2 separate regions of the Homo sapiens genome follow, and region 1 is linked to region 2. Evidence: read pairs that join two places in POLR2A ChIA-PET (ENCODE). Cell type or tissue: GM12878. All regions are shown on one strand. Each heading gives the region's core, and the rest is flanking DNA. Links, peaks and the distances in the headings are about the cores only. Region 1 overlaps CPSF3 (cleavage and polyadenylation specific factor 3). Region 2 overlaps ADAM17 (ADAM metallopeptidase domain 17).

What was found. Peaks named below come from ENCODE experiments on the same cell type or tissue, not always from the same donor. Only the 100,000 strongest peaks of a DNase experiment are listed, where the experiment ranks them.
Region 1: POLR2A ChIA-PET joins it to region 2 with 12 read pairs; 14 of 35 experiments call an interaction of 5 or more read pairs at or near these places.

What each region holds. Positions count from the first base shown.
Region 1 is chr2:9,431,654-9,439,866 of GRCh38, forward strand. It overlaps CPSF3 (cleavage and polyadenylation specific factor 3), which reads left to right. Exons shown (of 18, transcript NM_016207.4): 5 at 858-1,035; 6 at 2,218-2,307; 7 at 4,558-4,708. Among named protein-coding and RNA genes, the nearest start is that of CPSF3, 12 kb to the left of the region's middle. In GM12878, for the core only: no CTCF peak of the experiment used is centred there; no DNase peak of the experiment used is centred there.
Region 2 is chr2:9,546,765-9,555,173 of GRCh38, forward strand. All of the region lies in intron 1 of ADAM17 (ADAM metallopeptidase domain 17), which reads right to left. Among named protein-coding and RNA genes, the nearest start is that of ADAM17, 4.9 kb to the right of the region's middle. RefSeq lists a silencer at 8,076-8,370. In GM12878, for the core only: no CTCF peak of the experiment used is centred there; no DNase peak of the experiment used is centred there; H3K4me3 peaks cover 7,174 bases; H3K27ac peaks cover 7,024 bases.

The sequences.
Region 1 (8,213 bases), core at 1-8,000, 120 kb before region 2:
ATGTCTCAGCCTCCCCAGTAGCTAGGATTACAGGCACACAGTGCATACCACCACGCCTGGCTAATTTTTGTATTTTTAGTAGAGACGGGGTTTTACCATGTTGGCCAGCCTGGTCTTGAACTCCTGACCTCAGGTGATCTGTCTGTCTTGGCCTCCCAGAGTGCTGGGATTACAGGGTTGAGCCACCGCACCCAGCCGGGAGATAAATATATTTAATCTTCACACCAACTCATGATGTAGGTTCTATTATAAATTCCATTTTATAGATGATGAAACTGAGGCACAGCGAGGTTAGGTTATTTGCCTAAAATCGTCACAGTAAGAGACAGAGCAAGGATTTGAACCCAAACAATCTGGCTCCAGAGTCAGCGTCCTTAACCACTGTTCTCTCTTGCTTTTTTGTAAGTACATTAACATAATTTTCAGGAGAAAGGTTGTGCTAGACTTTGTAGAAAAATCTTTTCTCATCCTAATGTGAGAAATATCTGCCATGGTTCAATGTATGTGAGTGTGTTATATCTTTCAGGAGTGTTGGGGTGGGAAAAAAGTTTGAGAAGTACTATCCTAAAGAGTATTTTGTCTTAATTTATTGTATGTATTATTGAAAATTGAGAGTACTTTGAGCTCAGTGTCTTAATTTCCTGTGTGGTTTGTTTAAAATCAAGTTTTGTAGCTATACACACAATAGAGTAAAAAAAAAATACACAAAATATCTGAGAAATTTTAAATACATGATTCATACAGTATATTTTAAAGAAATATCTTCATGGAGATGTTATCCACAATTTCTTTGTGTTCAAAGGCTTTTTAAAAAATCTGACTCTTAATTGTTTTTGCTGGCATCTTTCAAAATTTAGTAACATATCAGCAGACGACATGCTGTATACCGAGACAGATTTGGAAGAAAGCATGGACAAAATTGAAACTATCAACTTTCATGAAGTTAAGGAAGTTGCGGGAATCAAGTTTTGGTGTTACCATGCAGGTCACGTCCTAGGAGCCGCCATGTTCATGATTGAGATCGCAGGCGTGAAGGTACCCTCTGGCTGTGGCGCTTTTCTCCCCAGAGAAATCAGTACAGAGCTTTGTGCCACCAAGTACTATTAAAAAAAAAAATTCCCTAAGACTTGCAAAGTGTCAGAACACGGAAACATAAGATAAAAATACAGTTAACGCTTGTTCCTTTTAAATATTGCAGTTCCTACCTCCATTACAATACTTTCTTTATCAAGACTGAGGAAAAAAAAATTTTTAAAGACTGAGAAAAGAGTAAAATAAACATCTCAAAAAGTGATTCCCTGACACCATAGGATTCCGTTTGCTTTAGAAAACTGGTTAGGGAAGAGGTGTCTTTGTGGCTGCATTCGTTTAAAATTAAAACACAATTTGATATTCATGTCCCCCTGATGTCTTAGAATTCACAGGTAAGCCCCTAAGCAGGGTGGACTGCAAGAGTGAAAGGGGTTAATTAGGAAAGATCTTTGGGGAAGCCTTGAACTTCTGACAACGTGGGTGGGCCGCTGGCTTTCCAGACTCCAGAGCAGCCGCTCTGAACTCAGGCTGCAAATAAGACTCACTTAGGGAGCTGCTGAAAATAACTGTTGAATCAAAATCTGGAGGCGCAGCTTGGCCTTTTCCTTTTCGAGTTTGCTAGGTGATTCTAACGTCAGCCAGAGAACCAATGCTCTAGTGTCACGTCCTAAATTTTTCACAGCTGCTTATACATTTGGAACTTTTAGACATTGAATTGTAAAGTATATCACTAAATCACTTATTCTTGCAGTTTGCTCCAGGGCACAAAAAATAAGTAGCACAAATGCAGATGTGAATTCTCTTGGAATTTGATGCAGACCCTCTTATGATTTTATCTCCGGTTTTAGACCATGTACCTCAGTGCACTCCTTTCCTTGTCTGCATGCCCTTTTTCTCTAAGAAGTTCAGAGCACTTCTCAAGTGGATTAATGTTATATAGGTTATCATTGTGAGATGATACTGGGAATAGATTATTCCCATTTACTAGAGGAAATAATTGAAGCACTGAACCGTTTACTGACTGAACTACACATTTTGAATTGGACACAAGCACTGCATGTAAATTTCATCAGTTTTAGACTTAAAAACTGTAACTGCACTTTTGGATTTCATGAGTTTAATCTATTCACTAGCAAAATGAAGCCTTCCCCAAATCCTAACTTTCTAGTTTTATCTTTTTCACAGCTTTTGTACACTGGTGATTTCTCAAGACAAGAAGATAGGCACTTAATGGCAGCTGAAATTCCTAATATTAAGCCTGATATTCTTATCATTGTAAGTATTAATATACTATATTGTAATCAATGTAATGTAAGCAGATTTTTTTTCTTTTGGAAAATAATACTGTGATCTCACTTTCATAATATGTTATTGGATATAAACTTACCTTTTTTAAAATATAAGAAAACTGGTGGCCGGGCACGGTGGCTCACACCTGTAATCCTAGCGCTTTGGGAGGCTGAGGTGGGCAGATCACTTAAGGCCAGGAGTTAGAGACCACCTTGGCCAACACAGTGAAAACCCATCTCTACTAAAAAAATACAAAAATTAGCTGGGTGTGGTGGTGCAGTTACCTGGGAGGCTGAGGCACAAGAATCACTTGAACCCAGAAGGTGGAGGTTGCAGTGAGCCAAGATCACGCTGCTGCACTCGAGCCTGGGCTACAAAGCAAGACTCAGTCTCAAAAAAAAAAAAAATTGGGGCAGGTGCTTCTTTTTGTAGTGCAGTTTCACTTTCTTGCTGTTAAATGCATTAACTCTAGTCTAATATCAGAGATGCCAGGCTGCCTCTGGGCAGGATCAGCAGGCTGTCTCTGGGCAGGATCATTTTTACTGGCTATGCCCTCTCTCTGTCTTCTAAATATATATTTCTAGATGAGAATATGTAGAAGAACATCTTACGGGTCATTTTAAAATGGTGTGACCTCACTGCCTTTGCCATGGTGACTATCCTCAGGCCCTTAGTCCATGCTAACTTATCGTTTTGTTTATCTTTGTGTGTCATGTCTGCCTACTAGGTTGCAAGTCCCAGGGGAGCAAAAAAAATGAACTGTGTACAGAAGCTCTTTGGGGGCAGCTTGGGATGTGTGTTGCTGACTGTAGAGTCAGGGGTTGGGAGAGAAATCTTGCAAGCTTTTGGTGTATATAAGAACATCAGGTGTATGTGGTTCAAGGAGGAAGAGTTGTCTGTTTCTCCTCCACCACCTACCATGTTCCCCAGCTGCCCAGGCATGTGGGCCAGTACATACTGCTGTCCATAAGCAACATGTGAGCAGATTAGATTGGACTCTGCTCATGGTATGCCCAGCATATAAACTTAATTTAAGGGAAGATTTATTTTTTGAACCCTCAGAAAAAGTAGCTATTTTCATAGTACCATACTTTAGAGCAGTGCTTCAAATTTTAATATGCTTATAATCATCTGATGATATTGCTAAGATACAAATTCTGATTCAGTACATCTGGGCTGGGGTCTGAGATTTTGCGCTTCTGATAAGCTCCCAAGGGATGTCAATCTTCTGGTCAGTGGACCATACCTAGTAAGACTTTAAGGATATTCTTAAACAGAAGTATAAGAAACAACATCTGTTTCTATTTTAAAAGCTTTGACTTATCAGAGGTGGGAGAAATAACCTTTTTCTTCCTAATGGAAAGCAAAATGGTTAAAAAAGGACATGGGAAGAAGATACAGTTTTGGACTATTTCATTTTATAAAAAGTTCTTAGATTTGAATTCTAGCATTCTTTTTTTTTTTTTTTGAGATGGAGTCTCACTCTGGAGTGAGCGACTGCAATGGCATGATCTCGGCTCACTGCAACCACTGCCTCCCAGGTTCAAGTGATTCTCCTGCCTCAGCCTCCTGACTAGCTGGGATTATAAGGCATGCGCCACCATGCCCAGCTAATTTTTGTATTTTTAGTAGAGACGGGGTTTCATCCTGTTGGTCAGACTGGACTCCTGACCTCAGGTGATCCACCCGCCTCGGCCTTCCAAAATGCTGGGATTACAGGCATGAGCCACCATGCCCGGCCTCTTTTTGTTGTTGTTGTTAAATTTTATTTTTTTGAGATGGAGTCTTGCTCTGTCGCCCAGGCTGGAGTGCAATGGTGCGATCTCGGCTCACTGCAACCTCCTCCTCCTGGGTTCAAACAGCTCTCCTGCCTCAGCCTCCGGAGTAGCTGGGATTACAGGCGCCCACCACCACGCCCAGCTTATTTTTGTATTTTTAGTAGAGACAGGGTTTCACCATGTTGGCCAGGCTGGTCTCAAACTGCTGACCTCAGGTGATCCACCCACCTTGGCTTCCCAAAGTGCTGGGATTACAGGTGTGAGCCACCACGCTGGGCCTGAATTCTAGCATTCTTGCTTGCTCTTCCCAATTACTATTATGACAACACATGTTCGAGTAAATGACATGCTAATGGAGAAGTGAATTGCTTAGCCCCTCAGTATTTCATTGATGTTTAACTTTTGAATTCTTGGAGGATCATTGGTCTTAGTCTCACACTTCTAATGTATTATTTAGGAATCTACTTATGGGACCCATATCCATGAGAAACGTGAAGAGCGAGAAGCAAGATTCTGTAACACTGTCCACGATATTGTAAACAGAGGAGGCAGGGGTCTCATTCCTGTCTTTGCTCTTGGAAGGGCTCAGGAGCTGCTCTTGATTCTAGGTATGCCATTTCCTTTGTATTTAGGCGATGATCAAAATCTTGTCATTTTATCAAGATAATAATGTGGTCTTGGATGAGTCATTCCACCGTTCTGGACTTCAGTTTTCTTCATTTAAAAATAGAGATTTGGGGCCGGGCGCGGTGGCTCACGCCTGTAATCCCAGCACTTTGGGAGGCTGAGGTGGGGAGATCACGAGATCAGGAGTTCAAGACCAGCCTGACCAAGATGGTGAAACCCCATCTCTACTAAAAATACAAAAATTAGCCGGGCACAGTGACAGATGCCTGTAATCCCAGCTACTCAGGAGGCTGAGGCAGAGAATTGCTTGAACCTGGGAGGTGGAGGTTGTAGTGAGCCGAGATTGCGCCACTGCACTCCAGCCTGGGCGACAGAGCGAGACTCCATCTCAAAAAATAATAATAATAATAATAATAGGGATTTGGATCTAGGAATAGCCCAGGAAAACAGCAACTCTCATGCACTGCTGTTGGGAATGTGAACTGGCGACCCCTTCCGGTTGCCATCAGAAGTCTTAAAATATGTGTACCCTTTGGCCAGCAGTTCCGCTTCTGGGAAATAAATGAGATGTACAGAAAATTTTGTCAGGAAAGGTATTCATCATTTTAGTATTTTCAAAGAAATATGTGAGTAAATATAGCATTGTAGGAAAAAATTGTGTTACAGATGAGTAATTACATACTTTGCACATAATATATTAAGTCAACCAAAAAAGTAGAGTTCAAAACTATATTTACTCTGGGCTGGACGTGGTGGCTCACGCCTGTAATCCTAGCACTTAGGGAGGCTGAGGTGGGCAGATCACTTGAGGCCAGGAGTTCAAGACCAGCCTGGCCATCATGGTGAAACCTCGTCTCTACCAAAAATAGAAAAATGAGCCAGGTGTGGTGGCACACACCTGTAGTTCCAGCTTTTCTGGAGGCTGGGGCATGAGAATTGCTTGAGCCTGGGAGGCAGAGGTTGCAGTGAGCCGAGATTGCACCACTGCACTCCAGCCTCGGTGACAGAGGGAGACTGTCTCAAAACAAACAAACAAACAACAACAAAAAAAAAACTATATGTACTCTGATCCTAGTTAGGTAAAAAATGCACACACAAATGACTGAAAAGCTACTAAATCTGGATAGTGAGGATATGGATGATATTTTTTGTTTTCTGCTTTTCTCCATTTTACAAGTACTTCAGTGAGCATGTATAATTTTTTGTAATAAGAGAAACAATGGTTGTTACTTTTTAGCATACATTTGTACTTCATGATCCCTTCTACCTCACATTCGGTGATTCTAGTTGGGAAGAGCACTCTTATTGAAGAATAAAAGAAGGTACTTTACAGCCAGGCATAGTGGCTCACGACTGTAATCCCTAATTCCAGCACCTTGAGAGGCTAAGGGCGGAAGATCACTTGAGCCCAGGAATTTAAGATCAGCCTGGGCAACAAGGCAAGACCCTGTCTCTACAAAAAATACAAAGAATTAGCTGGACGTGGTGATACACGCCTGTTGTCCCAGCTACCTGGGAGACTGAGGTAGGAGTATCACTTGAGCCTGGGAGGTAGAGGTTGCAGTGAGCCAAGATTGTGCCACTGCACTCCAGGGTGGGCGACACAATGAGACCCTGTCTCAAAAAAAAGCAAATAATAAAATGGGTGCTTTGCATGAGTGTCACCTCTGTGCGAAGCACTAGAAACACTTGCATCTTAGCTCATCCTCTCTGTTCTGCCATCTTGGTGAGGAGGAGAAAAAATAGTATCCCTGTCACACTGAAAAGGAAAACAGAAGGAAAGTTGGAAGAAATGACCCCAGATGAAAAGGAAATCTGTAATAGATAGGACTTCTAGAAGCTGAATTTCCCAAATCCGAATCTAATTCAGTCTTTTGATCTTGATTGGTCCTCCTTCCTAACTGCAAGTCAAATTCGTCCTTAGAAGTCTTGAAATCAAAGTCTTCGTAACCTGTAAGATGAAGAACAGAGAAGTTAGGAAGTTGAAACAATGTTGCCACCATCAAATTGGGTTGCCAGATTTAGCAAATAAAACTAGAGGACAACTCATTAAATTTTAGGTTCAGATAAATAATGAATAATGTTTTAGTATAAGTGTACCAAATATTTAATATATATTCTTTTTTTTTTTTTTTTTTTGAGACAGTCTCACCCTGTCACCCAGGCTGGAGTGTGGTGGCGCTATCTCGGCTTGGCGCGATCTCGGCTCACCACAACGTCTGCCTCCCGGGTTCAAGCTATTCTCCTGCCTCAGCCTCCTGAGTAGCTGGGATCCTAGCTAATTTTTGTATTTTTAGTAGAGACGAGGTTTCACCACATTGGCCAGGCTGGTCTCGTTAGTATATATTCTTATACTAAAAATCTTTTGTTGTTCACCTAAAATTCAAATTTAACTGAGTATTTGATATTTTTATCTGGCAATTCTACCGTCTGTTCTTTGCAACTGGTTGCCCTTTTTCCTTCAATTCTCCCTTGTAATGTAGTATAATAGAAAGAACAGCTGCTTTCAAATCTTATCTGTGTTTCAGATGAAATCTATCATATGGCTAGAGCCATATGACCTTGGGCAAATTATTTAACTTTTTTTAATATTCAGAGTTTATTCATAAAAACACGCACAACAAACCAAGAAATGGTGGCATGATTGTGGGATGTAGTCCGCTTTAGGGTATCTAAGAAATCATAAGAGTAATAAATCATGAATGGGATAAACTAGAAGACAAAGCAGGAAATTTGTAATGCATGTGACAGAAAGTCTTTGTCCTCATATAAAATTATCATTGATACATCAAATGGAAGAATAACATTCACACAATAATCAGCCTTTTTTTTTACCCTTAGTTTGCTAGTTAAAATGGTGATAAGTCTTCGTAAGTTGTTTTGAAAATTAGAAATTATAGATGTAAATTGGTGAAACCCCGTCTGTACTAAAAATACAAAAAATTAGCCAGGCATGGTGGCCAGCGCCTGTAGTCCCAGCTACTCTGGAGGTTGAGGCAGGAGAATGGCATGAACCCGGGAGGCGGAACTTGCAGTGAGCGGAGATCGCGCCACTGCACTGCAGCCTGGGCGACAGAGTGAGACTCCATCTCAAAAAAAAAAAAAAAAGAAATTACAGATGTAAATTATATAATAGGCATATAATACATTTTCAAACTGCAGAGGCACCTATTAGAATAAAGGGTGTCTTTCAGCCATACTACCCTGATAAAATTTTGGGATTTAATGAGGGCTTTTCCCTTAACATAAGTCTTTTGACGGTATATTACCCACTGCTTTCTTTAATTATCAGAAACTGGTTAGTAGGTTTTTAAAAATACAAGCATGGCTGAGTGTGGTGACTCATGCCTGTAATCCCAGCACTTTGGGAAGCTGGGCAGGAGGATCACTTAAGTCCAGAGTTTGAGACCAGCCTGGGAAACATAATGAGACCCAGTCTCAAAAAAAAAAAATTAGCCAAGTATGGTAGCACACTCCTGTAGTCAC
Region 2 (8,409 bases), core at 218-8,217:
AGTGGCGTGATCTCAGCTCACTGCAACCTCCGCCTCCTGGGTTCAAGCGATTCTCCTGTCTCAGCCTCCCAAGTAGCTGGGACTACAGGTGCACACCACCTATCCAGCTAATTTTTGTATTTTTAGTAGAGAAGGGGTTTCACTGTGTTGGCCAGGATGGTCTTGATCTCTTGACCTCGTGATCCACCCACTTCGGCCTCCCAAAGTGCTGGGATTACAGGCGTGGGCCACAGAGCCCAGCCCATATTCTCTCTTTAAAAAACTACAATGGCTGCCTACTTCTCTCTAGAATGAGAGCACCTTCCTTACTTTCTACAAGTTGCCACAGCAGTCATCATTTTGTTATCTTTTTTGTCATCTGCATTTTTTGTTGTTTTTGCTTTTTGTTGTTTTGTTATGTGCTTTTGTTATCTTTTTCATCCCCCTACCCCTCCTTTCTTGCACACACATTCTACACTTATTTTTTCTCTTTTCCACCAGACTCCATTTACTTGATTATTTAACAAATATTTATTGAGAACCTCCTACCTTTCAGGCACTAAGGATACAACACAGAGAAAAAGAAACAGACTTCCAGTATTGTGACACTGGAGGAAAGACCAAAATTATTATAAAGTACATCACAGACCAAGACAGAAGTAGCCACAGAAAGTTATGCACAGACACAGCAGGGGCATGATCCCTGCCTGCTGAGTCAAAGATGTTTTCCCAGGGAAACGGTTTTGAAGACCAGAAGGATGAGGCAGCACCCCAGAGAAGGAAAAGAAAGGAGAGGCCTTAGGTCAAGGGCATAACATATGCTGAATTCCACAAAAAATAGAACACAACACTTAAAGACGTGAAAGCAACTCAATGAGGCTACAGTGCAGAGCAGTACAGAGAGAATATGAAGTGTGAGGCTGGAGAGTCAGGCACTGGTCAGGCCATGAAGGGCTATGGAAGGAAATCAGGGATTCTGGGCTTTGGATAATGGCAATAGCTGTAAGTTGGAAATTTCATTATAGGCCAGCTGTGGTGGCTCATGCCTGTCATCCCAGCACCTTGGGAGGCCAAGATGGGTAGATCGCTTGAGCCCCAGGAGTTCAAGACAAGCTTGGGCAACACAGCAAAACCCCGTCTCTACCAAAAAAATAAATAAAATAAAATACAAAAATTAGCCAGGCGTGGTGGTGTACACCTGCAGTCCCAGCTGCTCAGGAGGCTGAGGTGGGAGGATGGCTTGAGCTCAGGAGGCAGAGGTTGCAGTGAGCTGATATCGTGCCACTGCACTCCAGCCTAGGCAACGAGGCCAGATCCTGTCTCAAAATCCAAAAAAAAAAAAAGAGAGAGAAAGCCAAGGTGGGCGATCACTTGAGGTCAGGAGTTAGAGACCAGCCTGGCCAACGTGGCAAAACCCTGTCTCTGCTAAAAATACAAGATTAGCTGGGCGTGGTAGCAGGTGCGTATAATCTCAGCTACTTGGGAGGCTGAGGCATGAGAATCGCTTGAACCCAGGAGGCAAAGGTGGCAGTGAGCCGAGATCATGCCACTGCACTCCAACCTGGGTGACAGAGTGAGACTCCATCCCCCCCAAAAAAGAAAGAAATTTCATTATGACTGCAGTGTGGAGAATGGGCTAGAGGGGAACAAGACCGGAATGTAGGAAATCTGCTGGTAGGCTGCAGAGCAAACCAAGTAGAAACCACTAAAAGACTCCTAGGTTGTGGCTCACTGTGATTAAAAAAAAAAAAAAGAAAACAAAACAAGAGAGGGGCTGATATCAGGAGACAATTGCATGCTGAAAGATTCTGGAGTTTTGAATGATAGAGCCTTGGGAGAAACAGAAATGAAAACAAAAGATTCTGGAGTTTCATATTCTATTTTGTTCCTTATACACAGTTGCAATTTCATTGCTCATTTACATAGGACTTCCTTTGCATTAAGTCATCATGTCTAGTTGTGTTACTGATGAGCCACATAGTGATTTTCAGCAGGGAGAGTAAATCTATGTTATCACAAGATTCTTAACACTGACATCAGCGGTAAAAAGTAGCCAATACTTTGTTCCTTCTAAAGGTTTCAAAGAAGAATAAAAAGAAAACGGGGCTTTCAGGCCTGTAACAAAATGGCCTTCTGGTTGTAGCTGTGGAGTTGCCTACAGAAGATTAGATAAACCTTCCACTCTCCCACTTCTCTTATATCTGAATTGTTTTGTCTCTGGGATAAGCTTTTATGGCCATTCACTTTAATGCATTGACATAAAGTATATCCATATTTTCTTCATTAAGCCCAGAGCTGACATTTTTAAGCTAAAACTAATCGTGAAACTTTAAAAAATTATGTATATGGCAGGTCACAGTGGCTCACACCTGTAATCCCAGCACTTTGGGAGGCCGAGGTGGGTGGATCACAAGGGTGGGAGTTCAAGACCAGCCTGGCCAACATGGTAAAACCCAGTCTCTACTAAAAATACAAAAATTAGCCAGGCGCGGTGGCAGGCACCTGTAATCCCAGCTACTCAGAAGCCTGAGGCAGGAGAATCGCTTGAACCCGGGTGGCAGAGGTTGCAGTGAGTGAGCTGAGATCACGCCACTGCACTCCAGCCTAGGTGATAGAGTGAGACTCCATCTCAAAAACAAACAAACAAAAATTATGTATATAATTTTGTGTGTATATCAACATATATACACATAAGTATAGTGGTATGTATATAACCGTCCCACACGTATTTAAGAACAATGTAAATAAAGTGTTATATGAGAAGGTTCTGGAAACGTGTGGGTTTTTGTTTTGTTTTGTTTTTGAGACAGGGTCTCGCTCTGTTGCTCAGGCTAGAGTGCAGGGCACAATCACCACTCACTGCAGCCTCAACCTCCTGGGCATGAGCAATCCTCCGGGTGGCTGGGACCACAGGCACATGCCACCGCACCTGGCTAATTTTTGTTTCTATTTTTTTGTAGAGACAAGGTCTTGCCATGTTGCCCAGCCTGGTCTCAAACTCCTGGGCTCAAGTGATCCTTCCCCCTTAGCTTTCCAAAATGCTGAGATGACAGTCGTGAGCCACCGCGCCCAGCTTGTGGATTTTTTACATTAATTTCTTTTATTTTTTCAGCAAATTGCATTTTCCTAAAATACTACTTGAGAGTGTACTGCAGAACCCCAAGGCACTCAGCTCACTCTTCACTGCTCTGCTGCATGAAGTACGAAAAGTTCCCCCAAAATGACACTATCAATGTCATGCTCCTACTTCTGATATCAGAAATGGAAAACATAAAGCCAGTACTGCTGTGAAGTGTTTATTGTGTTTGTGCTGAAGACACAGGAGCCTTCCTCTTCAGCACCCCCCAAAACACACAGGACAGGGAAGCAGGCCACGTGTAGTAAGTGTCAGGTGCGGGTTGTTGGGACTAAGGAATGAGAAAAAGGGAGCAGTGCTCTCTGCTAGGCCAGGGACCCCAGAGCCTGGGAACTAAACAATTTTATGGATTTATACCAGTAAAGGAGGATAGAGTATGAGCTGCTTCAACTAATTCCCTATCAAGAGCTCCTCAACAGACCTGGGACGTAACCTGAGCCAAGACTCTCCAGCAAGACCAGTAACCAGGATGCAAGTTTCAGGTTAGGCAATGAGACTACTTCCACAATTACCAGCAGCCCTGCCTAGTCCTAGGCTAAACCTGTATCCGATACTCATTCTTTTTTTTTTTTTTTTTTTTTTTTGAGATGGAGTCTCACTCTGCTGCCCAGGCTGCACTGCAGTGGCTCAACCTTGGCACACTGCAACCTCTGCCTCCCGGGTTCAAGCAATTCTCCTGCCTCAGTCTCCCCAGTAGCTGGGATTACAGGCACGCACCACCACGCCTGGCTAATTTTTGTATTTTTAGTAGAGACAGGTTTCACCATGTTGGTCAAGCTGGTCTTGAACTCCTGGCCTCAAGTCATCCGCCGGCCTCAGCCTCCCAAAGTGCTGGGACTATAGGTGTAAGCCACTGTGTCCAGCTACTCATTCTTGTAATCAAAAGAATAGGTAACTGGCTGGGGCAGTGGTTCACGTCTGTAATCCCAGCACTTTGGGAGGCTGAGGCAGGTGGATCACCAGAGGTCAGGAGTTCAACACAGGCCTGTCCAATATGATGAAACCCCATCTCTACTAAAAATACAAAAAAAAAAAAAAAAAAAAAATTAGCCAGGCGTGGTGGGGGACACCTGTAATCCCAGCTATTCGTGAGGCTGAGGCACGAGAATCACTTGAACCTGGGAAGTGGAGGTTGCAGTAAGCCAAGATTGCGCCACTGCGCTCCAGCCTGGGTGACAGTGAGACTCTGTCTCAAAAAAAAAAAAAAGGTAACTAATTTTGGACATGTTATATTTGAAGTGCCAAATGGGCAGCTGAATATGAACTCCAGAGAACAAGTCCAGGTCAGAGATACACGTCTAGTCATTAGCAGAACACTGTCAAATGAAGTGAAACCAGTACAACTCATGTAACAACAAAGAAAAAAAAAAAAGGAAGGGGGGGAACGGAGAGATGCCCATTTCCTTGGCTGATTTTAGGAGTAAATAAAGAGATACAGATTGAGCATCCCTTATCCAAAATGCTTGAGACCAGAAGTGTTTCATTCATCAGAATTTTTTAAATTTTGAAATATTTGCATATACATAATGAGGTATCTTGGGGATGGGACCCAAGTCTAAATATAAAATTCATTTATGTTTCATTTATTCACTTACTTTGAGATGGAGTCTTGCTCTGTCGCCCAGGCTGGAGTGCAGTGGCGCGATCTCGGCTCACTGCAAGCTCCACCTCCCAGGTTCACACCATTCTCCTGCCTCAGCCTCCCGAGTAGCTGGGACTACAGGCGCCTGCTACCACACCTGGCTAATTTTTTGTATTTTTAGTACAGACAGGGTTTCACCATGTTAGCCAGGATGGTCTCGATCTCCTGACCTCGTGATCCACCCAGCTCGGCCTCCCAAAGTGCTGGGATTACAGGCATGAGCCACCGCGCCTGGCCTAAACAATATTTTTAAGTAACTTTTTTTGCATGAAAAAAAGTTTGTGTACAACGAAGCATTCGAAAGCAAAGGTGTCACTGTCTCGGCCACCCACATAAATAATCTGTGGTTGTCTGGCATCACCATCATTCCTGACTGATTTTACATGCTACAATAAGTAATCGTTTTGTTATACCTATTCACACATAAGTACTACACAGTAAAAAATATACCACTAACAGTGAAAAAATCGTGTGTTAGGGGTAATGTGTGCTGTCATGCCAGCATTCAAAAAGTTTCAAATTTTGGAGCATTTCAGATTAGGGATGCTCAACCCATATATGAAAAGCCTTTCATTTCACTTCCGTTACCTCAATGAAGCCCATTCCTGTCCTCCTTTCCTATCAATCTTTTTCAGACTTTCTTCACATTACACTTCCAGCTGTATACACTTATTATCTCACAAATAGAAAATGGTGAAGGATCCAAAAATCAACCACAATTGGCCTTGGAGGAAACCTATATTTAATGTTCTAGGAAATCCTGTGAAAGTCAAAAGGATCTCTCCAGTTTCCCCATCACAATTATCTGCTTAATTCCTCTCCATTCTACTCTTGAAATATGGTTTATCTCTTAGACTAATATAAAGCAGAGTTACATTAAATCTCCCTTGGAGCAGTTAGGGCAGTTAAGCATTTAGGTTTCAAAGGAATGCAGCCAGTAAGCAAAATTAACATCAAAAGAGAAAGCCAGATGTCAAAATACTGAGTAAAATGGTGCTGTCAATAATGAAATCAGCACTGCAATATGGAGAATCCCCATGCCAATAACCTCAAGGTAAATTTGAAAATACATGTTTCAGATACAAACTTTCTCATCCCTCATCTGTGACCTATATTTTTTCCTCCCACCCACTACATCCTCTTTTATTAAAAGTAACACAAAGGGAAAACGATTTTGAAATCAAAGTGAGACTTATACACCCCAGCTGCAACTTCAACAAGATATCATCATGACTAAGCTCATATGACTCATAACTTTCCTAAATTATGCAATTCATAACAGTTCAATTGAAATCATTTTTGGTGACCCATAGAGGACTCTAAAAACCAGGCTTCATTTTATTAGGTATTTTTTGCCTTTCAGAAAAATGTTGTCATATGCCTAATCGATATTGAGTACTGCAATATAGTAGTATTTGTAGGACAATAAACATAAAAAATAAATAATAAAGCATGTTTTTCAACTATGAAACTATTTGCTAGTCTTGACCAACTCAATCTAATGGTAAGGTTAAGTAACAAATTATATTGTAAGCTGTCAAACAAACTGAAAAAAAAAGTCATTCTTCAAAAGAAAAATACCCACAAGGCCTATGTTCATCATTGACAACTGACAGCATCTTCCTGAGACTCATTTTCCTCCTCCTTTATTTGAAAACTAGACTTGATCTCTAAGATTCATTTGGTGATAACACTTGCTATAACGTACTCTAGCACTCTCCTCTATGCTGTTTTAGAAGTGTCCTAAATGAATGTCTATTTCCCTATGCTATAACCATTTGAAGATGGATATCGTCTGATCTTTGTATTTCCAATGCCACGTATAATACTTGTGTGTCCTTCAAATATTTCGTTTAAAAAAAAAAAAAGAGGCCGGGCCTGGTGGCTCAAGCCTTTAATCCCAGCACTTTGGGAGGCCGAGGTGTGCTGATCACCTGAGGTCAGGAGTTCGAGACCAGCCTGAATAACATGGAGAAACCCCATCTCTACTAAAAATACAAAAAATTAGCCGGACGTGGTGGCACATGCCTGTAATCCCAGCTACTTGGGAGGCTGAGGCAGGAGAATTGCTTGAACCCGGGAGGCGGAGGTTGTGGTGAGCTGAGATGACGCCATTGCACTCCAGCCTGGGCAACAAGAGCAAAACACTGCCTCAAAAAAAAAAAAAAAGAAAGAAAAAGAAAAGAAAAGAAAAAAGAAAAGTCTATGCATTCTTCTGGCACAGGTGGTCTGCATTTTGCAAATAAAAAACAAACACATGGGCCAGGAGCGGTGGTTCATGCCTGTAATCCCAGCACTTAGGGAGGCCCAGGTGGGCGGATCACGAGGTCAAGAGTTCTAGACCAGCCTGGCCAACATGGTGAAACCCCGTCTCTACTAGGAATACAAAAATTAGCTGGGCGTGGTGGCACATGCCTGTAATCCCAGCTACTCAGGAGGCTAAGGCAGGTGAACTGCTTGAACCCCGGGAGGCGGAGGTTGCAGTGAGCTGAGATCGCGCCACTGCACTCCAGCCTGGGCAACAGAGCAAGACTCTGTCTTGGAAAAAAAAAATGGTCTAAAAAACCTTACGATCTGCAAATGTTATGAATTGATCTAGAAAGTAATGTTTCTCTTTAAACTGTATGCTTCCTTGGGACTCATGCTTATTTTTACCTACGAACAACAGATTAATAACATAAGTGAAACAGTTGTGTCAGGGTGGTGCAAATATAATTTTAATATCTCAAAATACATATTTATTCTTTTTACTAACATTTATCCTTAAAATGAAGACCCTTACCCTATCCCTCCATCCTAACCACAATCCTACCTCAAAATGTCCTTCAATTTGTACTGACTTACCACTTCTCAGCACTTCCTAACAAGATCCCTTGCCTTTCATTAGTCACTTGTAATCCATTTCAATCGGAAAGAATCATAAGACAGCTGTTCAAGTGATAACACTCTCAACACCTTTAGTATCCATACCAATCCATTACAATTTCTGTCCACTAAATATAAAGAAAAAAAATACTACACATGGTATCATGGTGAAATTTGGGAACCAGTACAACCATGCAAGCCTACAATTTCACACACTGGGAAAACATTATTTCACACTTTATTACTAATTAAAGTATCTTACACGTCAATTTTTGAAAGATAAAAGGATTTTAAAATACACTAAAAGTTCACGCAAACTTACTTCCACCAAAGTTCAGATCCCTTAATGCATCTCCATCCTTAAAATCCAATCTCTCTGGAAAATCTAATGAAATAGGAACCCTCTACTTTCTAGCCTCTAAATTCATCAAACTCGTCACTCTTGATAATTTCTTTGTTTAAAAGTGCAAGGAAAGCATTCATAGTGGCAGCATCACGAGTTGGCTTACCAGGTTTCCGCCTCCCCCCATCTCCCAAGCACCTCCAATAAGCTACAATTGAAATAACCAAGAACGTGCTTAGGATGTTCGCAAAAACACAACTCTTAAGACTCCAACTCCAGTCTCCGCCTCCCAACGAGATTACTGCATAAGTACCTCCTACAGCAGAAATTCTAGTTCCCTCCTTCGAGGACCAGGAAGAATTCTGGAGCTTTGGGCCCTTCCTTTCTGGCTCTGGTAGGAACACACAACACTAGATTTGTTCCCTACTAAGGCAAGAACCCTGA